Regions from separate parts of the Homo sapiens genome. Here all the other regions are linked to region 3. A link is a loop called in an ENCODE intact Hi-C map of the cell type or tissue named here. Cell type or tissue: Panc1. All regions are shown on one strand.

Evidence for each region. Hi-C counts contacts between places; a loop is a spot of excess contacts. Peaks named below come from ENCODE experiments on the same cell type or tissue, not always from the same donor. Only the 100,000 strongest peaks of a DNase experiment are listed, where the experiment ranks them.
Region 1: it touches region 3 in a loop (4-fold over the local background); 21 of 110 quality-filtered maps call a loop at or near these places.
Region 2: a loop joins it to region 3, with 3 times the contacts of the local background. A loop is called at or near these places in 6 of 110 quality-filtered maps.

What each region holds. Positions count from the first base shown.
Region 1 is chrX:118,835,625-118,843,624 of GRCh38, reverse strand. It overlaps LINC01285 (long intergenic non-protein coding RNA 1285), which reads right to left and starts at 4,069. Exons shown (of 7, transcript NR_110393.1): 1 at 3,850-4,069; 2 at 1,760-1,810. RefSeq lists a silencer at 4,202-4,271. In Panc1, CTCF peaks have their summits at 3,849 (motif pointing left) and 4,146 (motif pointing left); a DNase peak (open chromatin) is centred at 4,144; H3K4me3 peaks cover 1,173 bases; H3K27ac peaks cover 954 bases.
Region 2 is chrX:119,000,553-119,008,552 of GRCh38, reverse strand. It overlaps LONRF3 (LON peptidase N-terminal domain and ring finger 3), which reads right to left. Exons shown (of 11, transcript NM_001031855.3): 6 at 2,318-2,432. Among named protein-coding and RNA genes, the nearest start is that of LONRF3, 30 kb to the right of the region's middle. In Panc1, CTCF peaks have their summits at 5, 227 (motif pointing right), 3,167 and 3,442 (motif pointing left); DNase peaks (open chromatin) are centred at 222 and 3,462; H3K27ac peaks cover 1,004 bases.
Region 3 is chrX:119,214,644-119,222,643 of GRCh38, reverse strand. It overlaps the pseudogene NUDT19P1, the pseudogene HNRNPA1P28 and the pseudogene NUDT19P6. Among named protein-coding and RNA genes, the nearest start is that of PGRMC1, 18 kb to the left of the region's middle. In Panc1, CTCF peaks have their summits at 3,990 and 4,198 (motif pointing right); no DNase peak of the experiment used is centred here; H3K27me3 peaks cover 1,479 bases.

The DNA.
Region 1 (8,000 bases), 380 kb after region 3:
GCCCAGGCTGGAGTGCAGTGGTGTGATCTCAGCTCACTGCAACCTCCACCTCCCAGGTTCAAGCGATTCTCCTGCCTCAGCCTCCCAAGTAGCTGGGACTACAGGCACACGCCTGGCTACTTTTTGTATTTTTAGTAGAGATGGTGTTTCGCCTATGTTGGCCAGGCTGGTCTCCAACTCCTGACCTCAGGTGATCCACACACCTCGGCCTCCCAAAGTGCTGGGATTACAGGCGTGAACCACCGCGCCCAGCCCACATTTTTTAAAAGTATGTATTGTGTTACTTCAGTTATTCTAGTAGCTAACTGTTGAGCATGCCTGTCTTCTTTCATTTAGATGGACAGAAGGTAGGCTGCATTGTGACCGTCACTTTCATAACTAACTATGTGTTAATATTTAATAGGGCTGACCAATTTAAAAATCAGTGCAAGTGAGGATATTAATTGGCCTATGTTGGGGCTTCTTTTTCTCAAATATAAATATGCTCTTTAAAGATATACAGGTAAATATTCAAAGACTTAAAAGAATAGAAAGTGGTTGCTTTTGGGGGCAACATGGAATGGGAAGGAAAGCAAATGATTCATTTTTTAAAAAAAGCAAATCTTGTAGAACTATTTGATTTTTAAAAACTACAGTATGATACCTGTAATCCTAGCACTTTGGGAGGCTGAGATGGGAGGATCGCTTGAGCCTAGGAGTTCAAGATCAGCCTGGGCAACATGGCAAAACCCTGTCTTTTTTTTGTCTTTTTCTTTTTTTTTTTTTTTTTTTGAGATGGAGTCTTGCTCTGTCACCCAGGCTGGAATGCAGTGATGCGATCTCAGCTCATTGCAACCTCCACCTCCTGGGTTCAAACGATTCTCCTGCCTCAGCCTCCTGAGTAGCTGGGATTACAGGTGCATGCCACCACGCCCAGCTAATTTTTGTATTTTTAGTAGAGATGAGGTTTCGCCATGTTTGCCAGGCTGGTCTCTAGCTCCTGACCTCAGGTGATCTGTCCACCTCAGCCTCCCAAAGTGCTGGGATTACAGGCGTGAGCCACTGCGCCTGGCTGTGAAACCCTGTCTCTACACAACATTTAAAAATTAGCCAGCCATGGTGGTGTGCACCTGTAGTCCCAGGTATTTGGGAGGCTGAGGTGAGAAGATTGCTTGAAGGTTGAGGCTGCAGTGAGCTGTGATTGCACGCGCCACTGTACTCCAACCTGGGTGACAGAGCGAGATGCTGTTTCAAAACAAATAAAAAACCTACAGTATGTACTTGTATAATTTTGATTAAAATAAACAAAAGAAAACGAGAGGCACATTAAGTCCTCTTCTGGAAAAGGTTTCCTTAATACTTTCCTCCACCCGCCTTCAAGCAGGGTTAAGTGTTCCTCTTCTGTAAAAGGTTTCCTTAATACTTTCCTCCACCCGCCTTCAAGCAGGGTTAAGTGTTCCTCTTCTCTGCTCCCCAGAGCATCTTGTCCTCAACTCCCTTCAGAGCACTTAACAAGCTATACTGTCATTGTTTTGTTGTCTGTCTTCCTGAAGGAACTATGAGCTCCTTGCAAGGAAGGACTATGTATTATTCATTTCAGCTCCTAATTTTTATAACACTAAAAAAGGCATTCATTAAATGAAGTGAAACTAGCTAAACCAAATACAACCAAAAGTCACTCAATCTAGGCAAATTAACATCACAATGAGACACTAATCAAAAAGACAGACAAGAAAGTATTGGTAAGGATGTGGAGAAATAGAAATCCTCATACATTTACCAGTGGGGATAGAAAACAGTGCAGCCACTTTGGAAAGCAATCCAGAAGTTCCTAAAAAGTTAAACATACAGTTACTTTATAAAACCCAGCAATTCCACTCCTAGGTATATACCCAAGAGAACCCAAAACATGTCCACACAAAAACTTGTATACGAATATTCACAGAATTATTCATAACAACCAAAAAGTGGAAACAACTCAAATGTTTATCAACTGATGAGTGGAAAAACAAAATATGGTATATCCATCAATGTAATATTATTTAGCCAGAAAAAGGAAGGGAGTATTGATAATGTTACAAAATGGATGAACCTTGAAAACATCATGTTAAGTGAAAGAACCCAGACACAAAAGGCCACATATTGTATGAGTCCATTCATGTGAAATGTCCAGAAAAAGCAACTATATACAGACAGAAAGCAGACAAATGGTTGCCTAGGGCTAAACATGAGAGAGGAGATTAACTGCAAACTGCTTCTGGGAATTCGTGGGGGATAGGGAAAATGTCCTAAAACTGTATTGTGGTGATGGTTGCACAACTCCATAAATTTATTTTTATTTATTTGTTTAGTTTTGAGACAGGGTCTTGCTCTGTCACCCAGACTGGAGTGCAGTGGCACAATCACAGCTCACTGCAGCCTCAACCTCCCTGGCTCAAGTGATCCTCCCACCTCAGCCCCCAAGTAGCTGGGACTACAGGTGTGCACTACCGCTCCTGGCTAAATTTATTTTTTAAACTGTACACTTAAAGTCAGTGGATTTGATGGTATAAAAAGTACAAGGCTGGGAAAAAATTCCTCAATTTATTACATTATTCAGTTTCTTTATAAATTAACTGTTTTTCCTCAAATAGACTACTTCTATTAAGAACTGTGGTGAGGCTGCTGGTAGTGGTTCACGCCTGTAATCCCAGCACTTTGGGAGGCCAAGGCGGGTAGATCACCTGTGGTCAGGAGTTCGAGACCAGCCTAGCCAACATGGTGAAACCCCGTCTCTACTAAAAATACAAAAATTAGCTGGGCATGGTGGTGGCATGCCTGTAATTCCAGCTACTCGGGAGTTGGAGACAGGAGAACTGATTGAACCCAGGAGGCAGAGGTTGCAGTGAGCCGAGATCGTGCCACTGCACTCCAGCCTGGGCGACAGAGTGAGACCGTCTCAAGAAAAAACAAAAACAAAAACAAAAAAAAACAAAAACAAAAATAAAACCGTGGTGAGGCCAGGCATGTGGCTCACGCCTGTAATCCCAGCACTTTGAGAGGCCAAGATGGGCGGATTACTTGAGGTCAGGAGTTCAAGACTAGCCTGGCGAACATGGTGAAACCCCATATCTACTAAAAAATACAAAAACTAGCCGGGTGTCGTGGCGGGCGCCTGTAATCCCAGCTACTCAGGAGGCTGAGGCGGGAGAATTGCTTGAACCCAGGAGACAGAGGTTGCAGTGAGCCGAGATCGCGCCATTGCACTCCAGCCTGGGCGACAGAGCAAGACTCTGTCTCAAAAAAAAAAAAAAAAAGACCGTGGTGAATTAAGTTTCTGAGACATTTCTGTCAGTTGGGACTTGGGGCTGTGCTGCATAGACATCACAGCCAGCATCTCAGTCTGAGAAATTGTACGATGTCTTGAGGTGTACAACGTGTTTCCAGTTGAGTGACCCCAGTGTGTAGTCTAGATACTCCCTGGCCTTTCTGCTGGTTTAAGTGTGAGAGTGCCTAAGGCCTCTACACCAAGCAAGAAACTAGTCAGTTAACAAACTCACGTCTTGAAACTCCCCAGCCCAGTTCACAACCAGGTGAATTGTTCTATTACAGCATATCTATGAAAATGATCGATCAAATTACTGATTTGATTTTCTCCTTTTTTTGGAGGGTGGGCAACTGGGTAAGTGCTTATTGGGCAAGGATGTCCGGCCAGATCAGCCAAAAGATACAAAGTCCATCCCGTCGGCCCGTCCCCTGGGGTACTACAGGGGAAATCTCATCTCTCCAAGGCCGGTGGGGAGGCACAAAGGGATTTAACAGCACCTCTCCTGGCTAGGGGAAAGGCTGGGACAAAGTCCCTCCTTTGTTGCATTGCGGGAAGGGCCAAACCTGCCACAATGTCAGGGTGAGGTGTCTGTTCCCGGGGCCTCCTGGTGACCGGGAAGCTCATGCGACTGCTCCCGGACTTCAGTCGCTTTCGCCGCTGCAGCCCCACCGTCCGGCCCGGGCATGGCGAAACAAGCAGGCGGTGGAGGGAGGAAACCAGCCCGAGCCAACCGCTCATTCCTCGCAGCCGTCCGGGGATCCCCAGGCGGTCCCCTACGACCCTGCGCGTGACCCCCCTGTCACGTGGCCGCCGTCCCTTTCGGGATGCACCATTGCTTCTGGCGCCCCCTGGTGACCAGAAGAGAGCAGAGCTGGCACCGCGAGGGCGAGCCTGCCGGTCCGCTGGACCCTACGCGAGCCGGCGGCGCTGTCTGGGCCCCCGCGGCGGAAATGGCCCCGCCGGTGGCACCAGGGCGTGCTCCGCGAAGCCCAGGGAGCTGACCCAAGCCCGAACTGGAGTGGGTGGAAGCCGCTTCCACCCTTTCCTCCCTTCCCCCGAAAGGGAAAAGGACCTCTAAGAAGACAGAATGGCCAGATAATTATCTTGAACCTGGATTCCAGCTCCTTGTGCAAAAACAGAAGAATAAGGCAGGGTTTTGGAGTTTATGTTTGTTTGTTTGATTAAGAGGGTTTTGCTGATGCTCCTGAAAACATGTATTTGTAGCCCCGAGATTGTGAGCTAATTATTACTTCTGAGTCTCATTCTCCTCTTCTATAAAATAGGGACAATAATGGTGAAGTGTTTGTGAGGATTCACAGGTGTTTGTGAGGAGCAAATGAAATAATCCACCTGAAGGTTTTAGCAGACAGGTTTAAGCTACTTGTTTAGCTTTAAACCAGCTAGTTTAGCAACTAACTCAGGTCTCAGTAAACACCTTCGAGAAATGAAAGGATTTTGACACCATAAAATAAACACGTGCCTAAGGTGAATTGTCCATTAAAAATGTATGTATATGGGAATTAAAACCATCTATCCCCAAACTCGGCCTGGACACTGAGAATCAAAAACCCCACTGTAGCATCTACATAAAAAGGACTTTGCTAATCCACTGTCTTCATTCGCATTACTTTTCCAGGACGTTCTCTGCAGGCGAATAGTTTCTGCATTACAGGATCTTCTGCAAAGGCCCATCAACTCGTCAATGGACAGCACCAACAGTTTGCACTCTAAAATTTTTTGAATGCCTCTCATTAAAATCCTCCTCTTGCTGCTTACACCAATCCTAGAATGTTGGTATCTCGTGGTTCTTACCCAATCCCAATCAAATCCCAGCATTGAAAGACTCACCGCCTTAAGCCCATTTTTCATTTCTCAATAAATTCTGATCTTTCTTTTCCTGTCTGAAGCACCGCTAAAGCTTCACGAAGTGGTGTTCTCCCGTAGTGAGGGAAGCAATAAATGCACTTCGTCATATCATCAGGTGCATTGGTGATATATGGGGAGCGAGCATTTGATTTTTTATTGTTTTAAAGATGGGGTCTTGCTATGTTGCCCAGGTTGCTCTCCAACTACTGGCCTCAAGTGATCCTCCCACTTATTCAATTAATGGTGTTGGAATAATTAGCCAAGCATTTGCACGATTTTTCTTTTTTTTGAAATGGAGTCTCGCTGTCACCCAGGCTGGAGTGCAGCGGCATGATCTTGGCTAACTGCAACCTCCGCCTCCCATGTTCAAGTGATTCTCCTGCCTCAGCCTCCTGAGTACCTGGGATTACAGACACGTGCCACACCCGGCTACTTTTTGTATTTTTTAGTAGAGACGAGGTCTCACCATGTTGTCCAGGCTGGTCTTGAACTCGTGACCTCAAGTGATCCACCCGCCTCGGCCTCCCAAAGTGCTGGGATTACAGGCTTGAGCCACCAAGCCGGGCCTCACACTTGTTTCATTCCCAGTGAACTACTTCACATACTGGCAAGCCTATTGGAGCAGGGGGTCCCTGCATTGTAATGGTGAGGTTGGCCTATGATGTGGCTGGGGCCTGGATGATTTTATGGTGATATCTTCCTCTTTACCCCAGCCACCAGGCCTACCACCCTCCAGCTAAGCTTGAGTTTTCTCCATTCATTCAAATCTTCTAACAGGTGCACTCAAAAGAGTAGTATCATTTTCTTCTCCTAAGTCATTCAGTTTTATGTTATTGTCCCTCATTGTTTTATTTTCAGCTGTGTTTCCATCAATTCTCTTGCTTTTTCTAGGAAAAGAGTCATATTTATTACAATTTATGATGGATATTTGTCAGCCAGTAACAACACAGTGTTTATTATAGTTTTTTTATTAGTATGTTTTTATATTTGCTCAGGCTTTACCCCTTTACTCCTCTTTTTTGACAAATAATCTTTAATTTTGCTCTCAAAATTATCACATTTGTCATTAGAAAAAGAACAAAAACAATTTTATAAATACTTCATATGTAAAACTCCCTTTTTAGAGAGTACAATCCCAATAAAGTAAATTATACATGTATCTACATTCACAGGGTTAGAAAAAAGATTTAAAAGAAATATGCCAGGTTGGGCATGGTGGCTCACACCTCTAATCTCAGCACCTTGGGAGGCCAAGGTGGGAGGATCTCTTGAGTCCAGGAGTTTAAGATCAGCCTGGGCAACATGGTAAGACCCCATCTCTACTAAAAATGCAAAAATTAACCAGGTGTGGTGGCACACGCCTAAAGTCCCAGCTACTTGGGAGGCTGAGTTGTGAGGATGGCTTGAGCTCAGGAGGCAGAGGTTGCAGTGAGCTGAGACGGTGCCACTACACTCCAGCCTGGGTGACAGAGCCAGACCCTGTCTTCAAAAAATAAAAAAGAAATAAAAGAAATATCCCAAAATATTCAGTGTTTACCTATGATTTATTTTTTCTTTTACTGTATACTTTTATGATTATTTAAGTATTAACTGTATTTTACATAATTTTGTGACACTCTAAATATTCAACTTTTGTAACAAACCTAAAATAATTTAATAAATGAAATAGTTTTACAAACATTCTGGCACACAGAGAAGGAAAAAATTTACATTTCTTTTCTGTTTTTTGTTTTTTTGTTTTGTTTTGTTTTGTTTTTAGAGACAGTCTCATTGCCCAGGCTCAGACACCATCACAATTCACTGCAACCTCGAACTCCTGGCCTCATGTAATTCTCCTGCCTGGACCTCCCAAAGTGTTGAGATTACAATCATAAGCCACTGCACTTGGCCAAGAATCTTTTTTTTTTTTTTTGAGACAGGGTCCCACTCTGTTGCCCAAACCAAAGTGCAGTGGCATGATCACGGCTCACTGTAGCCTTGACCTCCTGGGCTCAAGCTATTCTCCCGCTTCAGCCCTTACAAGTAGCTGAGATCACAGGCATACATCGCCATGCCGGGCTAATTTTTAAGTTTTTTGTAGAGATGTGTCTCACTATATTTCACAGGCTGGCCTTGAACTCCTGGGCTCAAGCAATCCTTCTGCCTCAGCCTCCCAAAGTGCTGGGATTATAGGCATGAACCACCATAACCAGCCCCAAGATTCTACCTTAAATTATATTTTCCTGAGCCAAAATTAGATCTTGGTCCATCCAGGATATTTAAAACCAACCTCTGGTCAGACGCGGTGGCTCACGCCTGTAATCCCAGCACTTCGGGAGGCCAAGGAGGGCGGATCACAAGGTCAGGAGATCGAGACCATCCCGGCTAACACGGTGAAACCCCGTCCCTACTAAAGATACAAAAAATTAGCCAGGCGTCGTGGTAGGTGCCTGTAGTCCCAGCTACTCTGGAGGCTAAGGCAGGAGAATGGCGTGAACCCGGAAGGCAGAGCTTGCAGTGAGCCCAGATCGCTCCACTGCACTCCAGCCTGGGTGACAGAGCAAGACTCCATCTCAAAAAAAAAGAAAAAAAAAAAAAACCTCTATCATGTTCCAACTAGTAAAATTTAAGTTCCTTTACTTATAGTTTTTCAAACAGCTTTGTCTTGATGAATAGGAAATTGGTCAAATATTCATATCTGCTTATTTCTCCTGCCCCAAGAACTAATCTTCCATTATGATACAGTTTTTCTAAGCAATGTCAATATTTTTACTTAAAATATGTGATGGAAAGTTCACAGGCTTTGGAGCCGCCCAACTTACCATTCACTTACTGACTGTATGACCTTAGTCCTGTTACTATCTTTTGC
Region 2 (8,000 bases), 210 kb after region 3:
TGATTTGTCTATTTGCCTTTCTAATATACCATCTAGGTATCACTGAGATTAAAAGTCATGATTTCAAGAACTGGACTCAGGCTCAATTGTCACTGTTACTCTCCTCCCAAACACCCCTGTCCGATGCATACCCAGGGATGTTTAGGTAGTGGGTATTTAACGGTGTGAATCAAACAACTGATGTTAAAACATCTGCAGAGAATTGCTTGCTATGGAAACTACCCCTACAGTCCCAGCAGGGGGAGCGCCTGAGTATAAAACTGTTGGCTTCAAACAATTTTGTTCCTTTCTCAGTATGGGCTGTGTCTCTATTCTGCAGTGAAAATGATTGGAATATTTAATTCTATGTAAAATGGTGCAAGTGTGACCCTATGTGAATAAACAGAGATAGATGAGAATATCTTCTAGACCCCAAGTCCTGAACTCTATAGCATCTGTCTCCAGGATGCCTTATCTGCCACTGTCACTGCCATTGCCTGGCTATGGGAAAATCAACTGCATTTCCCAGTCCCAGTTGTGGGGGATAAGCATTGACTGAGGAGGTAGTCAGTCTAAAAAGTAGGTGACTCCTCTGCTGATACTAAAACAAAAAGCCAGAAAAGGCACATACTAAAATGTTAACTAACAGTGGTTTTCTCTAGGTACTGAGCATATGGGTAGATTTTTCTTCTTTCCACTTAATCTGAATTTTCCAGTGCTACAACAACACAGATGTATTATTTCAGTATAAGGATCAAGGACTTCTCACCTACAATCAGGCCTGCAAATCCTACAACTTTATCCAGGGAAAGGTATGACATTGACCCTCCTCCCAATCCCAACGCATACCCTCAGGGCTACCAGTGATGATGATTTCACTCCATTCCCTTAATTTAAATACTGGGGTGATGGTAAAGCTCAACATGTGACTTCTCTTGACCTGTAGTCACCTAGAGATAGCCTTGCATCTCCAACCTCTCCTCAGGAATGACAGGGGTCAAGGAACATTAACACCGATTGTAAAATGTGGCAGATAAGTCCCTGAGGGAGGGAAAACAAGATAGATTCTCAGGTCTTCTTTATCTGTAGGAAATTCCTTCAGGTTCACTTGAAAAACAAAGGTGGGAGTTTGTGTGATTAGTTTTAGAGAACCTGGAAGTCCTAGAGGGCTGCGGTCTGCAAAAGCTCTAGGGCTTCCAGGTACAGTGGCTCCTGATGGGTTGGACAAGGATCACACTGAAGTTCTGTGAGGTTCTTCTGGGGCCTTTGGAGCTGTTATCTTCAAGCCACAGAATAAACACTGATGATAAGGGAACATCAGGGCTTACCTAGTCCAATCCTAGAGGGGACAAAAGATTTACTCAAGATTACAGTGTATCAGGTGCCACGATGACATTAGAACCAGGATCCAAGTTTATCATCTATTTAATACTTTCGTTTCCAACACAAATTAATTTCCCTACTTACACTGCATAAAAAGCTGCATGTTGCCTCATTTTCCTGAAGGACTTTATGGAGAGGGGGACAGTGGCTATAAGACAGGAGAAATAGGCTGGGCGTGGTGGCTCATGCCTGTAATCCCAGCACTTTGGGAGGCTGAGGTGGGTGGATCACCTGAGGTCAGGAGTTCGAGACCAGCCTGACCAATATGGTGAAACCCCATTTCTACTAAAAATACAAAAATTAGGCCGGGCGTGGTGGCTCACGCCTGTAATCCCAGCACTTTGGGAGGCCGAGGCGGGTGGATCATGAGGTCAGGAGATCCAGATCATCCTGGTTAACACGGTGAAACCCCGTCTCTACTAAAAATACAAAAAATTAGCCAGGCGTGGTGGCGGGCGCCTGTAGTCCCAGCTACTCGGGGAGGCTGAGGCAGGAGAATGGCATGAACCCGGGAGGCGGAGCTTGCAGTGAGTGGAGATCACGTCACTGCCCTCCAGCCTGGGCGACAGAGCGAGACTCCGTCTCAACAAAACAAAACAAAACAAAACAAAACAAAACAAAAATTAGCCGAGCGTGGTGGCATGCGCCTGTAATCCCAGCTACTTGGGAGGCTGAGGCAGGAGAACTGCTGGAACCCAGGAGGCGGAGGTTGCAGTGACCCGCGATCACGCCACTGCACTCCAGCCTGGGTGGGAGAGTGGAGACTCAGTCAAAAAAAAAAAAAAAAAAAAAGAAGACAGGAGAAATAGATGGTTTGAGGGAGTAATGTGCCCTACCACAGTGCCGTGGCTGGGGGTCCAGTTGAACACTGTCTTAGTGCCCAATTCCAAATAAACTAAACAAAACAAGAAAGAAATACTGATTTAAACCAAACAAGAAAGAAATATTGATTTACCTGTGAAAGACCGTCTTTGCACAATGGACACTTTGCGTTGTGATCTAGGCATCTTTCTAGGCATTTTAAGCAAAAAGTATGCCCGCAAGGTGTTGTGACTGGCTCATAGAATAATCTGAAATTTAGGAATCAAAATGGAAGAAAACTGCAATAAGACCAAAAATAAAAGAGTGACTCAAAGCTAAGTTTTTAAAGCATTATTTAGAATATTTTAGGGTGGGGGAGGAGTTCTTTTTAAAAAGTCGCTATTGTTATACTTCAGATAAACATTTGCCTTTCATTTTTGAGCTGGATTAAAATACATTTATTAAAGTTTAGGGCATAGCTAGATCATTTTGTAACATCAATTCTAGTCTATCTCTTCTGGGGAATTCAGATTTTTTGCCCTGTCTGGTCCAAGAAAAATAGAGATTAATGCACAGAGTGTCTGGATAAATTCCATTCCGAAAATATTTAGCCAACCTGTTCACCTGAGTATATGTAAACACACACACACAAACACACACACACGCACACACATTCTCTCTCTTACACATTTACCCATTTAAGCACTTTACATCATATTACCATGGAAAAAAACCGTTTGCTAACCTTGATTCCTCTTTTCGTCTAAGCAATGTTAATGCCTGAAGGATATCAAAATTGTACCTCTAACAAACATAACTGCCTTTTATATAGATAATTTTCATAGGGGCAGGAGAATAGTATTGTTAGTGTGCTTACTGATATAGACTAGATATGGATCTATATTGATGCATATACACACATATATACATACATTTACATGTGTACATACATATATATACATACATATACTTCAATTTGGTACTATTTTAATTGCTTGGGGAGAACAGGATATTTTCAAAGCAATGTGGGAATCCTTTTATAAATTTGTTCTGTACCTTCAGAAATTAATGGATTTGCTTTGCTTAAAAAAAGGCTCACCTGCAGCGAGATCAGTGAGTGAGGGTAGCTGAAGATGACCGTTGAGGAGTGGGGCTTGCACTCACCAAGAGGAGCAGCACAGGAAGAAGGGAAAGACCCCTGCCTGACCAGCCTATTTTCACCTCACAAGAGTGTTCAGTGGAGAGTCAGAGGCTGCCAGCTGCACGGCTCCCTCGTGTGGCCAGGAGGTGCACCAGCAGCCTGGCCAGCACTGCCAGACTGAGTAGAAGAAGCAACATGCCAGCTGAAAAGTACTTGAGAAGAAACTGAACCCACTAACTAGAATGAACCTGAGGTCCACAGGGGTTGAAGTTACTTGTCTAAGTGCGCACAGCCAACTGTTGACAGATGAAAGTCTATCCAACTTCCACTTCAGTCATGTGCCTTTTCTATTACAACAATAATTCTCAACCATTGCTGTGCATCAGAATCACCTGAACAGCTTTATCTTTAAACAGCTTTACTGATGCAAAATTGACATAAAATAAATGGAACAGACGTAAAGTGTACAATTTGATAAGTTCTGACATATGTACACACTTATGAAACCATCGCCACAATCAAGATAGGAAACATACCCATCCCTCCCAAATGTTTCCTCATGCCCCTTTGTAAGCCCTCCTTCCTGCCTCCCCCAGTCACCTGGGGAGCCTATGAAAACTCTAGATGCCCACTACAGCACCTACAGAGATTCAGATCAGTAGGCCCAGTGTACAGGACAGGCATCAGAAATTTTTTTTAAGCCTCCCAGTGGTTTTAATGTACAGCCAAGATTGAGGATCACTGTGTTACACAATCCCATTAATCTCTGCATAGGCAAACTTACTGTATTGGTCTTCAAATATCAGTTACGTGTGGAGCAAAAAAACCCATACATTGTGAAGCTCCACTGGCTAAAGTTCCAGATTCAGCAGGTCAAGGAGACCAGCAGAAATGGGATATTTTTAACAAGCCAATGGAGGTCTGGAGGAGGAGAGAGACTTTTCATGTATTCAACTTTTTGGTACTTTTTGAATTTTATGATTCTGTTTAAAAAGTAGTTAATTTGTTTAACAAATTAATTAAAACTAATAAATTTTAGTTATCAAATTGGCCAAAAAGCAAAGTTATTTAAAAAAGAAAAACTATTTACTATGGAGGTCTCAGTGCACTAAGGCAAGAAAAAAAATGAGAACTGGAGAGGAAAAAAACAAATCTGTCATTATTCACAAATGATATGATGGTGAACTTAGAAAAATCTAAAAGAATCTACAAATGATTATTAGAATAAGAATGGAATTAACAAAGTTACTAGATAAATACACACACACGTGCACACACAATTATAGTTCTATATACCAGCAATAGACATTAGAAATGTCATCATCTTAAAGATAACATTTGCAACTCCTTTTAAAAATCAAGTGTCCAGGAAGAAATCTAACAACAGTTGTAGGAGACCTCTATTGGAAAAAGCTACAAACACCTCATTGAAAGAAATTAAACAACTAAGTCCCAATAAAAAACCTCAATGGGTTATTTCATTTGTTTATTTTTGTAGAACTTGACAAGTTGATTTCTAAACTTTATAAGGAAAAGCAAAGGGCCAAGAGCCAAGATACATCTGAAGAGCAACGATGTGGGAGGACTCACTCTACCAGATTACAGAACATATAAAGCTGCAGTGATTAAAACAGTATATGACTAGCACAAGGACAAATAGACTCGGGGAACAGAACAGAAAGCCCAGAAACAGATCCAGACGTGGATTCTTGATTTATGACAAATGTGCCACTTCAAAGCAGATGGGGGAAAGATTTTCAATACATAAATAGCATTCTCAATAAATGGTATTAGGAGAGTTGGCTATCTATAGGGGGAAATGAAATTGGATCATCTCTCATATCATTCGCAAAAATCAATTCCATGTGGGCTGTAAAAATAAATGTGAAAAGCAGAACAATAAAACGTTCATAAGATGAAATAGCCAGGCACAGTGGCTGGCACCTCTAATCCCAGCTACTTGAGGCGGGGGTGCTGAGGCAAGAGGATTGCTTGAGACCAGGAGTTTGACACCCCATGTCTCAAATAAATTAATTAGTCAAATAAAAGAAAATAAAGATAAAATAGGAGAATATCTTTATGACCTGAAGGTAAAAAAAATGAATTCTGACCCTGTCTATAAATGAAAAGATTGATAATTTTGACTGTATTAAAATGAAGAGCTTTTGGCTGGGTGCAGTGGCTCACACCTGTAACCCCAGCACTCTGAGGCTGAGGCGGGTGGATCATCTGGGGTGAGGAGCTCAAGACCAGCCTGGCCAACATGGCAAAATCCCATAAAAATTAGCAGACTGTGGTGGTGCATGCCTGTAATCCCAGCTACTGGGGAGGCTGAGACAGGAGAATCGCTTGAACCCAGGAGGTGGAGGTTGCAGTGAGCCGAGATTGCACCACTGCACTCCAGCCTGGGCAACAGAGTGAGACTCCATCTCAAAATAAAAAAAAAATAAAAAAACAAGAAGAAGCGCTTTTAAGTTCATCAAAAAATGTCATTAAGAGGGCAAAAAGGCAAGCCAGAGTAGGAGAAGGTATCTGCAACACATACGACTAGCAAAGAACTTGTATCTAGAGCATACATAGACACCCTAGAAGTCAGTAAGAAAAAGAGAAGGAAGCGAACAGAAAATGAACAAACACTTATAAGCACCAGCAGATGTAAACAATGTTTATAGCAATGTTGTCCATGATATCCCCTAACTAGATACAATCCAAACATCCATCCATAAGAGAACTGATAAACAGACTGTGGTGGATTCATATAATGGGATATTATACAATAATGAAAGTGAACAAACTTTACCTATATGCAATAACATGGATAAATCCTAATACTGAGTAAAAGAAGCCAGATTGAAATAATAAATTCTGGATAATTCAGTTTATATAAAGCTTTTACATAGGCAAAACTAGATTGCATCGCCTAGATACACATATTCGGGTAGTAAAGCTAAAAAGAGAAACAAGATAAAAGTCAAGATAGTGGTTGGGGTAGGGAGGATAGTCCTGATTGGGAAGAGGCATATGGGTAGCTTCTTGGGTCCTGGCAATATTTTACTTCTTGAACTGAGAGGGGTTACATAAGTATCTTCTCTACAATATTTTGTTAAGAGAACATATTTATATTTTATGCACTTTTCCACTGTGTGTATTTCACAATTTAAAATGTTTTTCAAAAGTGTGATTTGGAACCACTGCTGTGATCTAATTATCAGAGCAGCCAAACCAAAATATCTCATTTCCTTGGTAACTTAGTCCTGTGAATCTGAATGCCTTATATTATTTGATGGTACTAATGATGAAGATGATTGATGAATCTGTATCTACAACTAATATGCAAAACCATTTTTCCTGAGAATTTTGCAATTGGGCCTATTGTTCATTTAAGAATGTAACCTAATGTAATCTATCTAAAATAACAAAGATATAGCTGGCTAATTAATTGCAATAAATACTGACATTTAGTGAGCAGATGAATAAAACACACACAAAAGGACACAGCAATCTCTTAGCAAAAGCTGTGATTAAAATGCCCCTGACTGAGTGGTAGCAAACACAAATGCGGCCACAGATGCTGCATAATTATTCCTTTGAAATAGTTCAGGGTTCAGATGCTTAGAATACATTACACTTTTCAATACTCAATTCATTTCTATATTTAGGGCTACTCTGCTTCTCTGCACAGCCAAAGTGACTGGAACAGATGGAATATATTTTTCTGGCTGTATTTCTTGGTGTGTCAATACTTAACTTTGTATATTAAGAGGTGGTAATTATGATTAGCTTCATTATACTATTGAGAAAATTTAAACCCAGACAGGTTAAAATAACTTGCCTAAGATCACACAGCTAGCTGGTAAGTAGCAGGGCTTTGGGATGTCAGGTCAGATCTGACTCTCAAGCCCATCTTTCTTCTTCACTCTATGATGCGGCAACAAATGTGTGCATGTATTTCTGCATCCAAATAGACATCATCCATCTACATGTAGATGCACACACTCATATGCACATTTTCCTCCCTCCCTCTCTCCTCTCTCCCTCCTTCTGAAAAAGAGAGAGACAGAGAGAACTTGACTAGAATTTTTTTACCACTTTAGGTAACGATTTCAGAAAACACATCCAAGAGGTATTTATAAATCAGAGCAGGGCCAGATTTTCACACAAAAAACATTTTACATTGTTACAGTGATGGAGTAAACAATAGCAATAATAAATGCTTTCAGTTTGATGTCAGCCCAGATAAAATGTTTGGCTTGTCTGGAAATAGCTATCTTTTCCCACCAGTTACATCCTTGTATTGTTTTCTTTTGCTATCAAATGAGAGCAAAGAGGAAAGGAGGAGGAGAGGAGGGAGGGGAGAAGGAGAGGGAGAAATAGGGAGAGAGAGGGAGGGAGGAAGAGAGAGTGACAGTGAGAGAGAGAGAGAGAGAGAGAGAGAGAGAGAGAGAGAGAGAGAGAGAGAGAGAGAGAGAGAGAATGAGAGTGAACTGACAAGATCCTTAACACCAAGCTACTTGAGTAGCTAAAACTAGGTTAAATATGAAGCTTCTTGTTAGAATTGACAAAGAGGTCACTGGGCCATTAGATAACTGGTTCAAATATCAAACATTCTTACTGCATATCTCAAAATGTCTTTGTCACCCCAAAAGTTCTGCTCCATAGCAGCCCCAGAGGTGGCCCCCAATGGCTAAGGTAACCA
Region 3 (8,000 bases):
GATATACAATCGCCATCTTTATGATACTCACGTGACTGTTCAAAGTATAAACACGTTTATCCTAAGAACTCCGTAGTAAGAGCCGTTTGTAGGGTGCTCATGCTTGTTTGTAAACTGGTCTATTTGAAGTCCTTGTGAATAATAAGGGTTGAATTTCAACTTGCTTGAAACTTAAGGAAGTGTGTGCCTATAAAAGTTATACGGCTGGGTGCGGTGGCTCACGCCTGTAATCCTAGTACTTTGGGAGGCCGAGGCGGGTGGATCACTTGAGATCAAGAGTTCGAGACCACCCTGGCCAACATGGTGAAACCCCGTCTCTACTAAAAATACAGAAATTAGCCGGGCGTCATGGCACACGCCTGTAATCCCAGCTACTAGGGAGGCTGAGGCGGGAGAATCGCTTGAATCCGCGAGACGGAGGTTGCAATAAGCCGAAATTGCACCACTGCACTCCAGCCTGGGCGACAGAGGGAGATTCCATCTCAAAAAAAAGGGGGGGGGTTTATTATAATGCAGTGTTTCTAATTTCAGGGAGCTCTCTTGCTTATTTTATTTATTTATTTTTTTAGAAAAAGACCTTTATTCAGCATCACGATCAGACTGTTATATTTAGCAATCAACAGCATGGGTGCAAAAAAAAATCTACATTTAAAACCCTTTGTTAGAATGCTTTATACTTTCCGCAGAACAGAAACTAAAATAACCTGTTATACAATTAGTCGCAAATACAGTTCTCGAGTTTTTTGCCCATATACATGAGTATTTGTCTAAAACATGTCTTCATTGTAGCAGCTAGGCCCTGCCACCACTGTGCTTGGCTGAGTTCACAAATCTGTTGTAACCTGTAGCTTCCCTGGCACTTCTCTGGCTCTCCTCTCCTGCTAAGCTTTGTTTCCTAATTTAAATCTTCTGCCACTGCCACAGCTACTGCTGCTACTGGAACCGCCATAGCCACCTTGGTTTCATGGTTTGGCAAAGTATTGGCCTCCACCATCATAGGGGCCAGAGCTTCTGCCTCCAAAATTTCCTCCCTTCATGGGTCCAAAATTTGAAGACTGATTGTTGTAATTGCCAAAATCACTGTAGCTTCCACCACCTGCAAAATTGCTTCCATCATTACCAAATCCATTATAGCCATCCCCACGCCACCATATCCACCACCACCACCACAGCCGCCACCAAAACCACCACGATCACTGAAGTTTCTTCTATGACCAAAGTTGTCATTCCCACTGAAACCACGTCCAAGACCACCACCAAAGTTTCCAGAACCACTTTGTCCTCTTTGGCTGGATGAAGCCAGTCGCCATCTCTTGCTTTGACAGGGCTTTCCTAACCTCACAGTTGTGGCCATTCACAGTATGGTATTTCTGAATGACAAGCTTATCCACAGAGTCATGGTCGTCAAAGGTTACAAAGGCAAAGCCCCTTTTCTTGCCACTGCCTTGGTCAGTCATGATTTCAGTCACTTCAATTTTTCACTGTTCAAAATAATCTCTTAAGTGATGTTCTTCAGTATCTTCTTTAATGCCACCAACAAATATCTTTTTCACAGTTAAGTGGGCACCTGGTCTTTGAGAATCTTCTCTTGAGACAGCTCTCTTTGGTTCCACAACTCTTCCATCCACCTTGTGTGGCCTTGCATTCATGGCTGCATCCACCTCCTCCACAGTGGCATATGTGACAAACCCACAACCCCTGGAGTGCTTGAAGTTTGGATCTCTCATTACCACACAGTCCGTGAGCATTCCCCATTGCTCACAATGGCTCCTCAGGCTCTCATCGGTTGTTTCAAAGCTCAACCCTCCGATGAAGAGCTTCCTCTGCTGTTCAGGCTCTTTAGGAGACTTTGACTTAGACATGACGGAAGGGAGAAGAGAGACTTTAACGATGCTTCTTCGGCGGCGTCCATGGGCAGAAAGGCCCTTATTTTATTCTTTAAACCTTACAGTGTGCCACATGTATGAGGTTTGTAAAGTATTAATGATCTTGTTAACCAAAACAAGAAAAAAAATTTCACAAGGGTTCCCACTTCTGTATTGTTTTATTATCTCAAAAGTTTAAATAAGATGTTCTGCTGCTGTTGTTCTTGATGTCCACTGTTTTAGCACCTTCCCTGATGTGCTTAGGAAGTTGATCGATGAATTTCTTAGACTTTCTGTTGGAATTACTTTAAGGGTGTCTTATTAGATGGTGAAAATTAGACTGAGACACCCTTCAAGTGACCATGTCATTGTTTTCTTGCTATGTCTTTAGCTTGATGATTAAGATACAATTCTTTTAAAAACCAAATAGCATTAGTTATGTTTCCCAAATTAGAAATCTATTTTAGTTAATGTTTTAAAGAAACACGAAGCCATAGCAAAAATCATTATTGTTTTTACTCCTGAGTGTTAATGAATGTAAAGAGGTTACAGATGTAGTGTTTAATTAATGATGTTTATTTTTTCTATATTTAACATAAGTAATTTTTCATTGTCTTTAAAGAGGAATGTTTATTGATTAAAGGTGAGAAATGATAGTTAAGACACCAATTCTGTGTCAAGATCTTTGACTGTATTATGCATTGTACAATTGACTTCATTTTTCATGAAATGCCTTAGTTTTCCTACTATAAAATAAAGACAATGATGAATTAAAACAAAACAAAACAAAAGAATAGAACACCATACCTGCAGCCCAGGGAAGCTGAGCCACTACCACTGCCACCATAAACTGACTCTCAGCAACCATGAAACTAGAGACTGAGACATGGAAACACTGACTTAGGTTGCTGCAATTATTGCAAAAGTCCCTTGACTGCCATCTCTGTCTCCTCTGCCCCCTCCTCAAACTTGCATATACACACACACACTCCAGCCAACACATAACACTTGGTATGTGCAAAGCACTATTCCAAGTTCCATTCTTATTACTATTATTATGCCATTTTACGGAGGAGTAAACTGAGGTAGAGAGAGGTTAAGTAGCCTAAGATTACAGTTAGTGAGTTGTATATGCTATTATCTGCCCTGCTCTTATCTCTGAACATTTCTTTGTCAGTTTTCCACGTATCTAGAATTCTTCATGAACATATTTTTAATGACTGTATAAGATGCTATCATATGTATTTGCCACAATTTATTTGGCCATTCTCTTATCTTGCATATTTAGATTTATTTCCAATTTTTCTTTATGAACAGTAACTGCAATGAGCACTCTGCATACAAATTATTTTGCCTATTTCTGATCATTTTCTTAGGATACACTCCTTAAAATTCAGCTCTTGGGTCATAGGCTATGAAGATTCCTAAAAACAGTATTTGAGGGTCAGCAGTTGTGAATATTTTTAATCCACTTGAGTATATTAATGGGCATACCAACCAGTAATATGCAAGAGTACTCGTCTCACTGTACCCTCCACACTTAAACCGGGCATTTTCATCTTTTCAAGTTTTTGCTATAAGTATGCTGCATGTAATATTGGCATGCTCATACTAAAAATGTGTTCATTGTTTTTCTGAAATTCCAACTTAACTGTGTCTCCTGTATTTTATCCAGTAACCCTACTTGATGTGGATGTCCAAACTCTCTTCTTTTTTGAGGTATTCCTCCATTGTGAGCCTGGAAAACAAGGCTGAGGCCTCTTACTGTGGAAACTAAGGGAAGCACATATTCCCTCTCCACAAGCCCTGAGTGGTCAGGGAGTCCATAGGGGACCCAGGCTCTTACTGAAGACTTTGGATCTTGAGAGGTTTATACAAAAAGTGGCCATTTTGAATTCATTCATAGAAACTGCATCTAGCAGACCAGAATGTCAGATCAGTAGAGTCCAGATGTAGCAGTGTTTTGTGGTGGTGGTGTGTAGAGGCAGTGAAGGTGGTTGTTGCCAGTAGTGACATACCAACCAAGCTGGTCCTATGGCAAATCTTGACTGAGGTCCTCCCATGATTCCTGATCATTTCTTTATCCTGGTTTACCTGCCTTTCTGTTGATTCTGTGAAATGCCCAATAATTTGCTAAATTCAGCCAGAGTCAGTTTCTGTCTTTTGCAACCAAGATCCCTGACATTTATAAATAAAAGCCCAGATAGGCTGGAGAAAATTTGAAATCATGATATTTCCAAACTCCTTTTGTATTCCTAAAATTGGAATTTTAAAAATTCTCCTCACCAAATGACTGTTGTTCAAGGGAAAGGGATTTGGCATTTTCCAAAATAAGCACTAGATGGTGCTATGAGGTAATATGTTCTTGATTGTGTCGTTGCCCAAATAATAAGGATTAAGATCGCCAATAACACTATCACCAAGGATACTGTCAACAAGAATAGCTAAAATTAATTGAGTGCCTCATATATGCCAGAAACTGTTCTACATGTTTGATAGAGTTGTAAACCAAAAATAAAATTCTAACCCCCCAACGAACTGATGGACTCTCCCCTCGGCTAAGTGAATTCCAAAGCCAACTTGAAAAACTAGTTCAGGCCATGATGGGAAGTGGATGTCAGACATGCTTCATTATAACCTTCTCCATTTTGGAATTCAGGCACAGCTGACCAGCATTAATATCAATACAGAGACATTAAGACTGTTAGAGGCCAGGCGCAGTGGCTCACGCCTGTAATCCCAGCACTTTGGGAGGCCAAGGCAGGTGGATCACCTGAGGTCAGGAGTTCGAGACCAGCCTGACCAACATGGTGAAATCTCATCTCTACTAAATACAAAAAATTAGCTGGGTATGGTGGAGCATGCCTGTAATCCCAGCTACTTGGGAGGCTGAGGCAGGAGAATCACTTGAACCCGGGAGGCGGAGGTTTCAGTGAGCCAAAAGATTGTGCCACTGCACTCCAGCCTGGGAGACAAGAGCGAAACTCTGTCAAAAAAAAAAAAAAAAAAAGAAGACTGATAGAACAGACTCTTTAAGTTTGATAAGAAACATTTACAATCTATTCTCTCTGAAGCCTGCTACCTGGAGGCTCCATCTACATGACAAAACCTTGGTCTCCACAATCCCTTATAGTAACCTAGACATTCCTTTCCATTGAGTTCAAGTCTTTAGATAATAACTCTTTCAACCAATTGGCAATCAGAAAATCTTTGAATCCGTCTATGACTTAGAAGCAACCCCCTCACCTCTGCCCCTGCTTCCAGATGTCTCCACTTTTCCAGATAGAACCAATGTACATCTTACCTGTATTAATTGATATGTCTCCTTAAAATGTATAAAACCAAGCTGTAGCCCAACCACCTTGGGCACATGTTCTCAGGATCTCCTGGGGCTTGTGTCATGGGCCATTGGCCACTCATATTTGGCTCAGAATACATCTCTTCAAATATTTTACAGTTTGACTCTTCATTGACAGAGTGAACTCATTTCTTACAACCAATAAAGCAAGTAATTTTATTAACACATTTTACAGAAGAAGAAATCAAGGCACATTCAGTTTAGCTAACTTATCCAAGATCAGAAAATCATTTACTGATGAAGATAAGATTTGAACCAAAGAAGCCTGGCTCCAGAGGCTGTACTCTGAACCAAAATGCTCTACTACCTGTCATAATTATATAATATAGCCAACATTTACTGATGGTCAACAGTGAGCCAGGCATTTTGCACAATGGAGTCATTATTGTCATTTTCCATATGAGCGAACTGAGGCTCCAAAAGGCTAAGTAATTCATGTTTCCATAGACACAGAGACAAAGCTGAGAGCATTTGTAAATGTAATTCCATGATGTTAGTAATGAAACAAAAATAAATACATAGATAAGATACTAATGTTTGTCACTTTAGAGAGTAATTCCACTTCAGGCAGAGGGAAAGATATACTTTGAAAATGATTGATTTACATTCCAATTGTTCTGTGATAAAATAAAAAAAATACGATTGGCATGGTAAATGATTCCTTTTCATTTCAGCTCTTCAGTGTGGACAAAATATTTTCCCTCTTTTGATACTTCCCTTTAGGAGCCAAAGACGGTGTGAAAGCCAAAGGTAGAATTAGAGCCTGGCTTATTTGGGCTTTTGCATTTCTCATTATGAGGATGAGTATGTCTCATGATCAAAGTAGATGAATTAGGCAGCACCCAAAACATGTAACTTAGGTAGGCTCTGGGCAGGAACCGGCCCTCCTAACAAAATGATTGTAATATTTGTCTGGAAATGTGAACTAAGTTAAATAGCTAAGAAAAGTTTGAGGCAGAGGAGTAATGCTATCAAAATGTATTATAAAACTGCAACATTTAAAGCAGTGATAGTGCTGCAAGAAGAGGCAGATCAATGGGTCAGATAGAGAGCCTACAAACAAAATAAAGCAAAAATATGTGTGTATATGTACAAGTGTATACATACATATATATGAATTTATAAGGTAAAGGAAAGATCACAATTCAATGGGAAAGGGAAGGATTATTCAATAAGTGGTACAGGGATGATTTGCAATCTGGGAAAAAACAATCACATCATTTACTGAAATAAGTTACCATTTATTTCTCCCAACTGAAACCTCCTTTGCAAAAAATATATCAGTGAGAAAATTATGGCAACGTGGTGGGGGACTGGAGATCTGATCTGGCCAACCTCCCTTTTGCCTTTAGCCTTCAAGCTGCTTTTAATTAATCCCAGGCTTAAGCCAAGCTAACTTTGGGAGGCATTTAGTTTATAGCTTAAATGATAATAGTTTTTCACCATAACTCATAGCCTTTGTAAAGCTAAGGACAGACCACCAGGCTAAGAGGATAAGAGGAGCCTGAATTCTGCTAAGGTGCAGACGTAAACAATTACCCACCATTATTCCCGGGGTCACAAGATATGCAACTTTCCCAATTACTGCTGCAGATGACATCCCTATTGCAGAACTTAAGATTGGCCTTTTGAAATACTTTTTCAGGTTCGTTGCATGTCTGCCACCGATAGTTCCACCTGGACCTGTCAACCACTCCTGTGGTCCTACCCAGAAGCAACTCAGGGCAAGAAGACAGCTTCGACTCCCTATGATTTAATCTCTGATCCAACTAAACTGCACTCCCCATCCCTAGCCCCCTGCCCACGAAATTATCTTTGAAAAACCCCTAACCTCCAACACTTCCGCCTCTGGTCAATTAAACTCTTTCTTTACTGTAATGTCTTGAATTTATTTTGTTTTTGCACTGGGCAGGAAGAAGCCTTAGGTCAGTTACATAACTGCAACTTTGTATCTTTTGACAAACATCTCCCCATTCTCAACCCCCACCGCCACCCCCAGCCTCTGGTAACCACCATTCTATTCTTGCCTCTTATGAGTTAGATTGTTTTAGATTCCACACATAAGTCAGAACATGTGGTATTTGTCTTTCTGTGCCTGGCAGCAAAGATGTTTTAAAAATCATGACCCTCAACATTATAAAGCTCTTTCATGTACTGGTGAGGAGGAAAAATTGCTCTGGCCTTTCTGGGTGGCAGTTTGGCAAGATGAAAGAACCTTAAGAAATTTTGGGTCTTTTGTACTAAAAATGTCATGTCTAGCAATTTTTCTTAAGGAAATAGTGGTAGTACAGATAAAGATTGTGGTACAAAGATATTATTCATGTCAGCCTTGTGAATAACTAGAGGAGAACCATTAAGAGAATAGTTACATTATGGGACAACCATATGATAGAATGTCATGCAGCCATCAGAAACGATGTTTACAAAGATTTTTTTAATGACACAGGAAACCATAGATAATAAATTAGATAATCAAGATAAACAAATTTCAAACACTCATCAGACCTATAAACAGGTAACAGATTTATTCAGTGATTAAAAACCTCCTTAACACCCGTATTCCTTGCCTGCACTTTTAATAAAGAAGAGTCATTTTGTGATGAAACAAACTATAGAAAGTTTGAGGTTCAGGTTCTGGACCATCACAACCCTGGAGATAAGTAAGGTTTGTCTTCCCCTTCCCCTTTATATGCTTTTGATTATCTCGGGGCACTATTTTCTCTTTCCAGTGGCCTCCTGCTATCGCTTTCCCCTCTGGCAAATTTTTTTCTAAGGCA